Regions from separate parts of the Mus musculus genome. Here region 1 is linked to region 2. A link is a contact called in ENCODE Hi-C or POLR2A ChIA-PET data. All regions are on one chromosome and are shown on one strand. Each heading gives the region's core, a stretch centred on a gene start or an enhancer-like site at or near the end of the contact. The rest is flanking DNA. Distances are from core to core; before and after follow the strand shown. Region 1 holds the start of 6430590A07Rik (RIKEN cDNA 6430590A07 gene). Region 2 holds the start of Plk4 (polo like kinase 4).

Evidence for each region. Hi-C counts contacts between places; a loop is a spot of excess contacts on that map. ChIA-PET counts read pairs that join two places held with the same protein, here RNA polymerase II (POLR2A).
Region 1: a map of v-Abl transformed pro-B cells shows a loop between it and region 2 (4-fold over the local background). The contact joins the promoter of 6430590A07Rik here to the promoter of Plk4 in region 2. A Hi-C loop is called at or near these places in 1 of 37 maps with a recorded cell type or tissue (v-Abl transformed pro-B cells). POLR2A ChIA-PET finds 5 or more read pairs at or near these places in 2 of 5 experiments (Patski and embryonic stem cell).

The regions. Positions count from the first base shown.
Region 1 is chr3:40,891,091-40,896,269 of GRCm38, forward strand. It overlaps 6430590A07Rik (RIKEN cDNA 6430590A07 gene), which reads right to left and starts at 3,014. Exons shown (of 3, transcript NR_166482.1): 1 at 2,858-3,014. It overlaps Abhd18 (abhydrolase domain containing 18), which reads left to right and starts at 3,169. Exons shown (of 13, transcript NM_026622.4): 1 at 3,169-3,353.
Region 2 is chr3:40,797,781-40,803,635 of GRCm38, forward strand. Plk4 (polo like kinase 4) reads left to right here and starts at 2,171. Exons shown (of 16, transcript NM_011495.2): 1 at 2,171-2,503; 2 at 3,220-3,315; 3 at 4,005-4,100; 4 at 4,178-4,292. The coding sequence starts at 2,474.

The DNA.
Region 1 (5,179 bases), core at 1,764-4,263, 94 kb after region 2:
AGAACACAGCTGTCAGCGCCATCTTGTAATGGCAAATGTGAGTGCGGCTCCACACACATAGTGAGACCCTGTCTAAACAAGCAAGCAAACAAACAAACAAACAAACAAAAAATGCTGTACATCTTTCCAAGGGGATTTGTTTAACGTTTACCTTCTATCTACTAGTTCTGCTGTATCCTGGCATTCATTTTCCTGATGGAATTCTCTCTCAAGTAAAACCATGGTGTTCTAATATTTTGATAACCACAGCTCCAGATGGCAGAATGTTTAACAAATATATGACTTAAAATCCAAGAAAAATACATAATACACTGGCATGAACTGAACACCTGGGTAAAACAATATGATTCAGTGTGTGTTTTTGTACAGAGTCTGGGGCAGAGCAGCACTGCACTTTCAAAATTCGCTCTGGTCTCACTACAGAAAGGCAGAACAGTCAGACTCAGAACTGGAGAGCAAGAAGGGTGAGCATCTGGAGAGAGCAGTACTGAATATAACTGCAGACATATGACAGAAATAAAAGGTCTGCACTGTAAGACAAGCATACTAGCACCTGCCTATTACTGTTATTGCACTACGAAGGAGGGAAAGCAGGAAGACCCTAAGTTCAAGGCCAGCCTCTACCAGACTGAGCTGTGAGCCAGCCTGGGCTCCAAAGTGAGAACTTACTTGAAAGGAAGGAAGAAAGGAAGGGAGTGAGGGAAGAGAGGAGGGAGGTAGTGCAGACATGTAAGGACAGAGGGTGCAGTAATATTTCTTTTATTGACAAATACTGAAATAAGAATTTGAAGTGTCTGTAGTATTTCAAAAAAACCTAAGGTAAGGCTAGCAATCTATAATCTTTAGGTCAAATCCAGACACCACCAGTCTTTAGCTTGATAGATAAAACTGGTTTACAGGTGAATAGTTGTTACCAGATGACAAAAGACTAACTTCAAAGACCAAGTTTCTCCTCAATAGACCAACCTACTGACTAAACAATGCACTCATTTAGTATGATCTGCAGATTTTCTCTTCTAAGTATCTATGCTATCCATGACTTTGCCTTTGGGCCTGAACCAACAAACCTAAACTATACACCAATGGGTCTATTACAGAAAAAGTGTCGGCCTCTGCTCTATTAAATAAAATTCATAAAGGAAGTCAGTTGAGAGCACTAGACACTCAAGAAAAGAAGGATCTAAGCCAATTACATCAATAAATCCTGATTAGTCAATCTTGTTTGATAAGGGCTGCTGGCTTACTATACTGAACTTTGTACAGTAAAGTACAAGTGAGCAAACCCTGCAGTTAGTCATAACTAGGGAATCAACTTATGATTTTAAAAACAGAATACTTGTTGAATTGTTCTGAAAATGTTTCCTTTTAATTTTTAAAATGCTAAACACAGAACATAGAGTTCAATCTAATGAACTCTTCATGGACAGGAACATCTGTCCATCTTCACCTATAGATGAAGCCTAACACAATCACTTATTTAAAAGGGAGAGAAAAGTAAGAGAAAATGTGTTTAAGCTTATTTCAATCAAAATCATATTTCTATGGTTAGCTGTACATCTATGACTCAAGGATCCCACGCTCTTTCTGGAAAACACAGGCCTGACATGAAATACAACAGAAGAAAAGCAAGCAGCACAAAGAAGGCTAGGAAATGGAAATGCCACAGCCCTATGCATGTGACTAACAGGGAGCTCTAGCCTGGCAGAGCCTGTACATCAGAAGCACAAAATTACAGTAAGTAAAAATAACTTCAGGGTCCCGGCAAATAACAAGCCTGGAAGAAAAAAAGTTGTTGGCAGGAGTTGCAGGTAACATAAATGAGGGTTGCTGACAGATTTCAAAAGGGAGAAGAGGGATGGTCTCTTCTAGGCGTGGAATAGGCAGGACAACTACAGAGCTTAAGAACTCCAAAAGGATGGCTGCACAGCAAAAAGCAGGGCAGAAGCCAACAGCTTCGAAGGTCTCAACAGGCCTGGGGGATGCAGCTCTTTTAAAACAAATGTCAACACTGCTACTCATTTTAATCACCTCAAGATAAAATCAAGAAACATAAAATTGTAATCCATCCTCTGGCCTCTGTACAAACCATGATGCATGTGCCACCTGTTCCCCCTCAAAAGATGAACCTAATAAAACACACACTGCGCTTCAAACAAAAGACTCGATGAAATAATACTTACTGCTTCGTAAAGGTAAAAATACATATTGCTACAGTAAGACAAGCCCAACTTTTCTAAATTAGTGCTCATGAATAAGGATCAAAATGAGAATTACAAGGATGAAAATACTAATGAAACGCTTAAAGGTGTGTTTATTTTGGACCTGTGATACTGAGCAAAGTGTGAGTCATTTTAAGTGGGTTTATTTGCAAAATATGAAGAAGTTATTAGGTTAGGAAAAGTCTAACTCAAGTTTAGCTCTTGAGTGTCGGTTAAAACCACCATTTGGGGCTTTTGTGACAGTGGACAGCTACACAGGGTCAACAGAATGCAGTGTCTGCTGTAAAAGAGGCAGCTTAGGTTTTTTCATACAAAACAGGAAAAATAGTGAAGAAAAAGAAATTCTCAAGGAGGAAGGAATTACCATAACAGGATTCAGGCAGATGCTTAAGACACACAGCACAAGGGCTACAATGTGAAACTGCTGTGACCTTTGTGAAGCATCCCCCTGCCCAGCTTTGTTAGGTACACAAGTTCTCCAAGCACCAAGATTCTCCTCTATTCCCAAGTACACGCGATTATCCCGGAGCCTGTCCTAAGCAGCTCCGAAGGCGTTGCTGGGCATGCGCATGTGCAGCCGGGTTTCGGGTCCGGACAGTGGACTCACTGTTCCCAGCTAGTCCCACCCGCCTGCTCACCTGCTTTCCGGTGATCCCGGGCCCAAGAGGGGCTCCCGCTCAGCCTCACTTCCCAGGTTCGCCATAATTCCAGCTCTCGCTAGGCGGCGCGCTGCCCACTCTCGCGACACCTGCTCCTTCTCCAGGCCCGGAGCTGTCAAAACACTCCTATGAGTGCGCGTGCGCGCCGCGAGGCCGGAAGCGGACCGGCAGCCTAAGGGAAGTGTGAAGCGTGTGGGCCCTGCAGGAGGCGGTGGTGGCAAACAGAGAGCAGGCCGGAAGAGGTGGAGCAAGGCCAGAGCCGGCCTCTGGGGGCGTGTCCCGCGGACGCCACGCCCCGCCCCGAGGACGTCCTCCCTGTCAGGCTGGCTGGCAGCTCGCCTGCTGTTTTGTACCTGAGCAGATTCAGCTCTCTGCTGTCCGAGCTGAGGCGAAAGTCCGGTGCCTTAAGCGTGGAGAGCGGTGGTGGCCAGAGGCTTGGCGAGTTCCCCTTCAGGTGTGCCTCGGCGAGCGGCCTGTAAGTAACAGCCTCTGTCGTCTGCGTACGTGCAAGGCGACAGGAAGGCAGCGGTTCCCTGGTTCGAGGGAGGGCGTTGGGGACCCCTGTGGCCCAACCCTGCTGGCCATCAGCGCCTCACCTGAAAGGGACTGAGGATGAGGCTGATGGTAGGCAGCCGCTGTTATACCCCTGACTCCGCTCCTAAGAGACTTGGGGGTCGCGGCTGATGGCAGCCAGACACTGATGCCCCCACCGGCTCCTCACTTGAGGGGACTGAAGGTCGGGTCTGAGGAGGCTACAACCTCGCTGGTTCCGGGCCCCAGAACCTTAACTTTGCAAAAAGCCAGCCCCTAGGCAAAGCCTGCTTAGCTCCAACCCGCTGCTTTCAGCACCAGGAACATAAACACTCAACAGACTCAGATACTGTTGACTTCCTAGTCTCTGTCCCTGCCATTGGACTTGTCAGCTAATTGCTGCTAGAAGTCATCGTGTGTCTCCTAAAGTAATGTTTTCTTAACTCTAGATAAGATTGTCATGTGATTTCATTGGATCACATCTCTCCTAGGACACGGGTAAAGCAGATACTTATCTATCTGATCAAGACCTGAGGTCGAGATAAGTTACCTGGAATCTCTCAGAGTTGGGACCCAGTCTCAATTCTTGAACTCCTTGAGCGCTTAGCATTTGTCCTGCCTCAGGAGCTCTCTGTTGTGTGGTATTCCCATCTGCTCTCCTTTGATCTTTCATTTGTGATCATCTCATGTGCAGCCAATCAGGCATATTCTACTAGAGAACTGTTAAACTTGAAATGTCTTCTGTTAATTATCTTTGAATCCAATCCTGATTATTAGATACTTCATTGTATTCAGTCCTGCACATATATCTATAGTAACAGAAACAAGGAGATTCTCGTTATTGGTTCCAAGACTAAAGATGGGTAGAAAATAAAGTCCTTTTTTTAACCTCGATATTCTTCCTATGTTATGGTTGTCATTTCTAATCCCTGGACAGTGACACAATTTGAGACTCTTATATAATAGAGGAAGAAAATTTTAACTAGCATTCCATCAAGTAGAATGTGGTGTATGTTGAAAGAAATCTTATTCTTATTCAGGCCCTCTTTCATCCCTACAATGGTTTTCTAAAGAGGAGAGAGATTGACTCAAGTAGACAAAGAAGTGAAAGGCAGAGAGAATAGGAAGATGGCGGAGGGCTACAGAGCTAACCAACAGTAGCTTGAATTCAAGAAACAGGACTCCTCTGACAACAAAACCTGTGCTGTTTACCACCAGGTTTCCTGTAAACAGAATATCAAGAATATCTTCTCATATTTCCTAATATGAAAAGCAAAGCAAGTATTTAGTGTTTATTTAAATGAAATAATTTGTTGCTCTGTATTAGGCCAAGTATAGTTTTCTACTTTCCAGTTGAGGTGGCTCACTCAAGGTCACACAGCTAAGTGGGGAAACTCGGGTCTTTCCATTACTGTCTCCAAGTGATGACTTCAGACAACAAAAACATATTTGGTGAGTACACAGACAAGTCCTAAAGTCTAAATAAATTCAGAAACATATCAAAGGTAGCAATCAAAGCAACATGGGGGAGGACAACAGTGGTTTTTGTTTGTTTTGTTTTGTTTTATATTTTTGTTTGTTTTTAAATAGTACACCAAGAAAAAAGAGCCAAAGTTGAAGAGATTAAACCTTTCCAAATGTATTACCCAAAAATTGGGGACTTGTTGGCTATTTGTCCCCCCACTCTACCCCCTTTTCTCTTTTGGTAATGCTAGGGATTCAACTAAGCCTTTCAAGTGCTTAACAGGAAAGTTATCAACTGAGCTATAC
Region 2 (5,855 bases), core at 921-3,420:
AAAAAAAAGATGTAGTAGAGAAAAAGTTATGCTAAGAACATACAAAAAGGTAAGTGAAAGGCTAAGAAAAAATGATTCTACAGGTTAAAAAAATGTTTCTGTAAATATGAGTAGTATAAATTAAAACTTTAGAGCATAAAGAGGGTATTCTTTGATTATAGAGAATTCATTAGAAATATATATGAGCTCTGACACAGGTCTGAGAACATAGACTGCAGCTGACAATGAAGTGATAACACAAGGCAAATATATAAAGCAACAAAAAGTAACGAGGGCATGGATTTATATCAACAGACTATTAATGGGCTCTGATAAACTTTAAATACATGTGAAATATTTACAAAAACTCTGAGGCCACAAAATAAAGCCCAGGAATACCAAAGACATCTGCAAGACTTTTAAGCAACAGTCTAAATCATCTATGAAACTAGATCGGGTAGCACACATCTAAAATCTAGCTCTGGAATTCAAGGCCAGCCTGAGGTGCATAGCATGACCCTGAGTCATAATAATCTTATTTGCCTATTAAGACACTGCAAGGGAAATTCTAATATGCCAGTGTGCTTGAAATTAGAATTCTAGAATGTTAAATCATGTTGAAAATTGAGAGTGCTTCTATGAATGTAAACATTCCTTAAACTACAAATGAATCCATTAAATTGCAGGTTTTTGTTTTTGATGTGCAATCATTCCTGTGTGTACGTAAATTACGTGTTCATTATAAAGTATCTTCACACAAGCTCCATCCGGCAGGCACGGTGCTTTGTTTTCAAACAGCTTTGAGAAAGTTCTGTACATGAGATCAGCTTTTTTGTTTGTAGATTTTATTTTTATAACGTGAGTTTATGTGAGTATAGGTTTGTGTACATGAGTGCTATGTCGATAGGAGCCAGAAGGTGGCATCAGAGCCCCTGGACGTGGATAACAGGAGGCTAGCTGACAGCATTGAGTACTGATAGGCAAATATGGCTCTCTCCCACAGCAGCTAGGTCTCACTCACTATGTCGGTATCTCCTACCCCTGAGATGTGCACAGTGTCTGAAAAGCATGAAACTTGTGAAGTGATGCCTTGCTTGCAGGATAACGTGTTCATTTAAATATGTGTGGAGGTTGGCCTTAATTGTCTCAAGGATACTGCAGCCAAAGACAAAAAGGTCCTAAATGAGGACCTCACTCAGCATAGAACCTTTTAAAAGTGCCCGCTAGCCTATTCCTCTTATTCCTAACTATAAATTGCCCTTGGAGACACAGGCCCCCACTAAGACGACTCATCTTTGTTGATAGACCCCCTGACCACCCAGGTGCCATCATCTCTGATTTGCTGTCTTTCCAAATGAATCTTTCCTTGCCTCACTTCTTGTCCTGGAATCACTGGCATTTGGGGATAGCAATCTAGACCTGGATTGGAACACTATTAGGAGTTGAGATAAAACACAGACACAGAGAGAACACACTATTGAGGATCTTCAGAAAACAAGTCACTACTTTGGATCTTTTTGCATCTGATTAAAAAATCTCAAAACAATTAGGCTAAAAAGCAAACCCCTGTCGGATTATTTACTAGCAACTAATGTAAAGATCCATACCACTACTCTTTCTTCAAAACATTTTTAGAGGAAAATGACTTAGCCTAGGTCACTCACATATGGCTCAAAATAAATTTGTAAGATTGGTAGCCCAGGTTAGCCTGGAACTCCTTAGAGTCCAAGAATGGACTGACTCAACCCCAGTGCGTCGCTGTGTCCAACCTTTAATATCTGTCCGGGCAGCGGGTTGCTGGGAAAGAAGAAACTAGAACCCAAGGACATGTCCACGCTTGGAAAGCATTTTACCACTTAGGTACATCCCCAGGCTTTTTTTACTTTAGAGTCGGTGTTTTCCCTATACAGTTCATCTTAAAGCACCACACATTAATAGCTGTAAAAAAGGAAAATGGCACAACGGTGTACATGGTGGGCTGGCGGGTTCGGGGCTGTTCTAAGGAAAGTAATGGACTTTTCCCCCTAGTTCTCTTTAGGCCAAACCTACACACTTATTTAAAAGACTTTCTGCGGGAAGCCAAAGCCCTATTATCCTTCAGGTCAAAACGTAACCTATTATTAGCGTCCGCGCTACGGTCAGTCGTACACTGACCGCTTTCCGTCAAACTTAAAACCCACTTCCGGCCTAGAGCGAGGGAAAGCCCCTGCTGCGCATGCGTGTCGGTCTCCGCCTCTAAGAAGTGGAGAGTGTGCTGACGTCACCGCCAGGCTGGCTCGTTCGGAGACCGGCGGGAATTTTTCAAAATGGGAGCTCCGGGGCGCCGCCCAGGCCTCGGGAGGTACCGGGGGTACCTTTCGGTGGCGTTGGCGGCGTCGCCAGCGGCGGCGTAGAGAAGGCGTCCTGATGGGCGCCAAGACCTGCTGGCTTCTCGGAGCGCTGCCTCGGAGGGACTGCGAGAAGGCCGAGCCCCGGGCGCCGGCGGCTCGGGAACATGGCGGCGTGCATCGGGGAGAGGATCGAGGTGAGGCCGGCGGGCGCGGAGCTGAGGGAAGGTCCGATGGAGGCGGACTCTGGTATTCCGGGACCCAGTGAGCTGAGGTGAACCGAGCGCAGTGCTGAGGGGAGGTCCATTGTGGCTCGGCACAAACACACGGGAGACCAGACGGGTTAGCGGGCTGAGGCTGAGGCCCAGTCTGGCTCAGGCGCTCACTGGTGCTCAGTGACACTAGTAAAGCGGGGATGAGGCGGGCAGGCGCGGTGGCGGTGGCGGGGCTGATCGCCGAGGGACAGGCGAAGCGACCCGCCCCCTGGAGCCCCGCCCGGAGGGGAGCGCCTTGTACCCCGCAGGTGTGTCTCCAGCTGCGGGCCCCGCCCGGTCCTGGTCCCTTGGCGTCGGGTCCGCACTCCCGCCTCCAAAGCCGCGCTCCGCTTGCCCCCTCCCCGGGGATGGCGGTTACCGTGGCGGGAGCTGCGGCGGGAACCTGGTGGGCCAGAGGAGGGACCCGAGCTAACCAGCTCATTAGAGTCCTTAGCCTCCATCAGGGAGGGAGCTCAGAAAATCTCTCAGAGCGTCAAGATGCCTTCCACCCCAGACACCTGCATCATCGAGGTGTGGCAGCTGCTTGAACCATGTCTCCTTTTCTCTTTGGCCCATTTCACATCCCATCCCCTACCCAACTTTCTTACTTTCTAGATCTGCGATTCCTCACGTGTAATCCTTAATTTTTTTTTTAAAAGGACTTTAAGGTTGGAAATCTACTCGGTAAAGGATCATTTGCTGGTGTCTACAGAGCTGAGTCCATACACACTGGTTTGGAAGTTGCAATCAAAATGGTAAGAATGTATTAGTTATTGTTTCTTCAGTATTTTTGCAAGGTACTAGAGAGCAATGAAGGCATGCTATTTAAAATGTCCCACTCATTATCTGCTAAAGACTGCACCTTGCCACCCTGCCAAATGTGTGCATTTGTAATAATTGCATAATACATTGCATAACCAAAAGACAGCTGTTAAGTACAGCATCTGAATTTAAGGACATTTAAGAGACTCTTAACCTTGCTTAAGTGAAGTTTTATACTTTACTAGGGTTCAGGAGACCAGTACATTTTGTTGCTATGAATACTTAAGGTAATGAGAAGTCAGCAATTTATAATAATAATATGCTCATTTGTGGCTGTAACGGTCCAAGAATACCATTATGGTCAGCCTGTGATCCCAGTTCTGAAGAGTTGGGAAAAAGAAAATCCTAACTCCAGGGCCAATCTCTGCTATCACATAAATGCACTGGACATACTGGGAATGTACTCTGTTAGGTCGAGGGCAGAGCACAGATAGGAGTAAACTGACTTCAAAGACTATATTAAAAAAAAAAGACTTCTTACAATTATAGGTTGTTGTTTGAGCTTTTGTCTGGGCTTAGGGGTATAGCTAGGTGGTAGAGTGCTTTTCTCTAGCATGCACAGGGCTCTAGATCAAGCCACAACCATAAAAATCAACAAATAAATCTGCCCTCTTATTTTTAGATAGATAAGAAAGCCATGTACAAAGCTGGAATGGTACAGAGAGTCCAAAATGAGGTGAAAATACATTGCCAGTTGAAACACCCCTCTGTCTTGGAGGTAAGATACCAGATGTATTAAAGTAGTTAAGGAAAGCTGGATGTTCGTATAGTTGACGGCACCCTTTTCTGTTTTAGCTCTATAATTACTTTGAAGATAACAATTATGTCTACCTGGTATTGGAAATGTGCCACAATGGAGAAATGAACAGATATCTGAAGAACAGAATGAAGCCTTTCTCAGAAAGGGAAGGTGGGTGTCTTTTGGGGGTTGGGGTGTGGAATTTGTCTCTCTCTGTTCTGTTTGGTAAAACTTGGCTTTTCAATGTGTGGTTTTGAAAAATGTGGTATTTTTATAACATTTGTGTAATTTTGTTTTGTTGATGCAAGGACTCTGGCTGTCCTAGGCTGGTCTCAAACTCACAGTTTACCCCTCTCTCATGAGTGCTGGGATTAAAAGTATAAGCCACTACACCCAGATTAGTAATACATATTTAAATTTATTTTATTTTATTTTTTTGCATGTATTGAGTCTTTACCTGCTTGTGTGTCTGTACACTGTATGTGTGCCTGGTGCTCAGGGAGTTCAGAGGAAGAAATTAGATCCCCTGGAACCTGATTGTGAGGTACCATGTGAGTGTTGTGAATCCAGGTCCTCTGGGTGGTGAGCTAGGACTCTTATCCACTGGGCCATCCTTTCAGCCTCAACAATTTCTTTTCTGTTTTTAAGGCATGTGTATAAGTGTGCCTCTGTCTATGAGTATGTGCATGTAGTGTAGGTAGGGGTCCCTGCCCTTGGAGGGTTAACATGGATACTGGGAATAGAGTTTGGGTCCTTTGCAAGAACAGTATGTATCTCTTTATCAGCTGTGTCATCTCTCCAACCACAGATAAAACTATTTTAAATTTAAAAAGGAGAACTCCCCACAAAACTGGCATTTATAAATCAAGTATTACAAAAGTAGAGAGATTTGTAAGCCTTCTGTTCTCTAAAAACAAATTTAAATTAAATTATTAGTAACAGTTTATAGAAAATCCTTTCAAATCTGGAAAATAACTTAGAATGTCTTTGACTAACATTTCCAAATAAACATTATGAACATTTACTATATATGAAAGGTCTGAAACGCAGAGAACTATGCTTATTACTTATTGCTTATTAGCTTATTAGTCAACTTCTGAAAGGATGGAGTGATTCAGACTCCCCAGGTAACATATCTTTGCAATGCAGATTTTTAAATGCACATAGCAACAAAGCTTTTTTTCACACATAATAATATTTTTTATGAAATACAAAATGAATTTCAATTTGTACCCCCATTTTCTTAAATCAGATAAGCTCCATATGTTGTTAAACTACTGTTTTGGTTTGGTTTTTTTTCTCTTCCAAACTACAACTAATACTGCAGATAGAGCTAAGGAATATGGATGCTGATAGGTTTTTGGTTTTGTTTTTACTATCTGTTATTCATTTGTATCTTGTGTGTTATGGTCGGAGGTTAGCTCTAGGGAGTTGGCCATCTCTTTTTATCAGGTGGGCTCTAGATATCTAACTCAGGTTGTCAAACACCTACAAACACCTTTTCCTGCTTAACTATCACACTGGCCTGACAGAGCATTTTATACATTTAAATCTGTTGGACAGTGGTAACAAATACTAAATTGTGAAACATTGATAACTTTTCTCTCAAGTTCCATTTTTAATAGTTAATTCTGAGGAAATAATACAAACTGGAGAGGATGGGTTGCATACATATAGATGTTGGTTATTGTATTTTTCAAAATGCTTTATAATTTTTTATAAACATTTTACTGA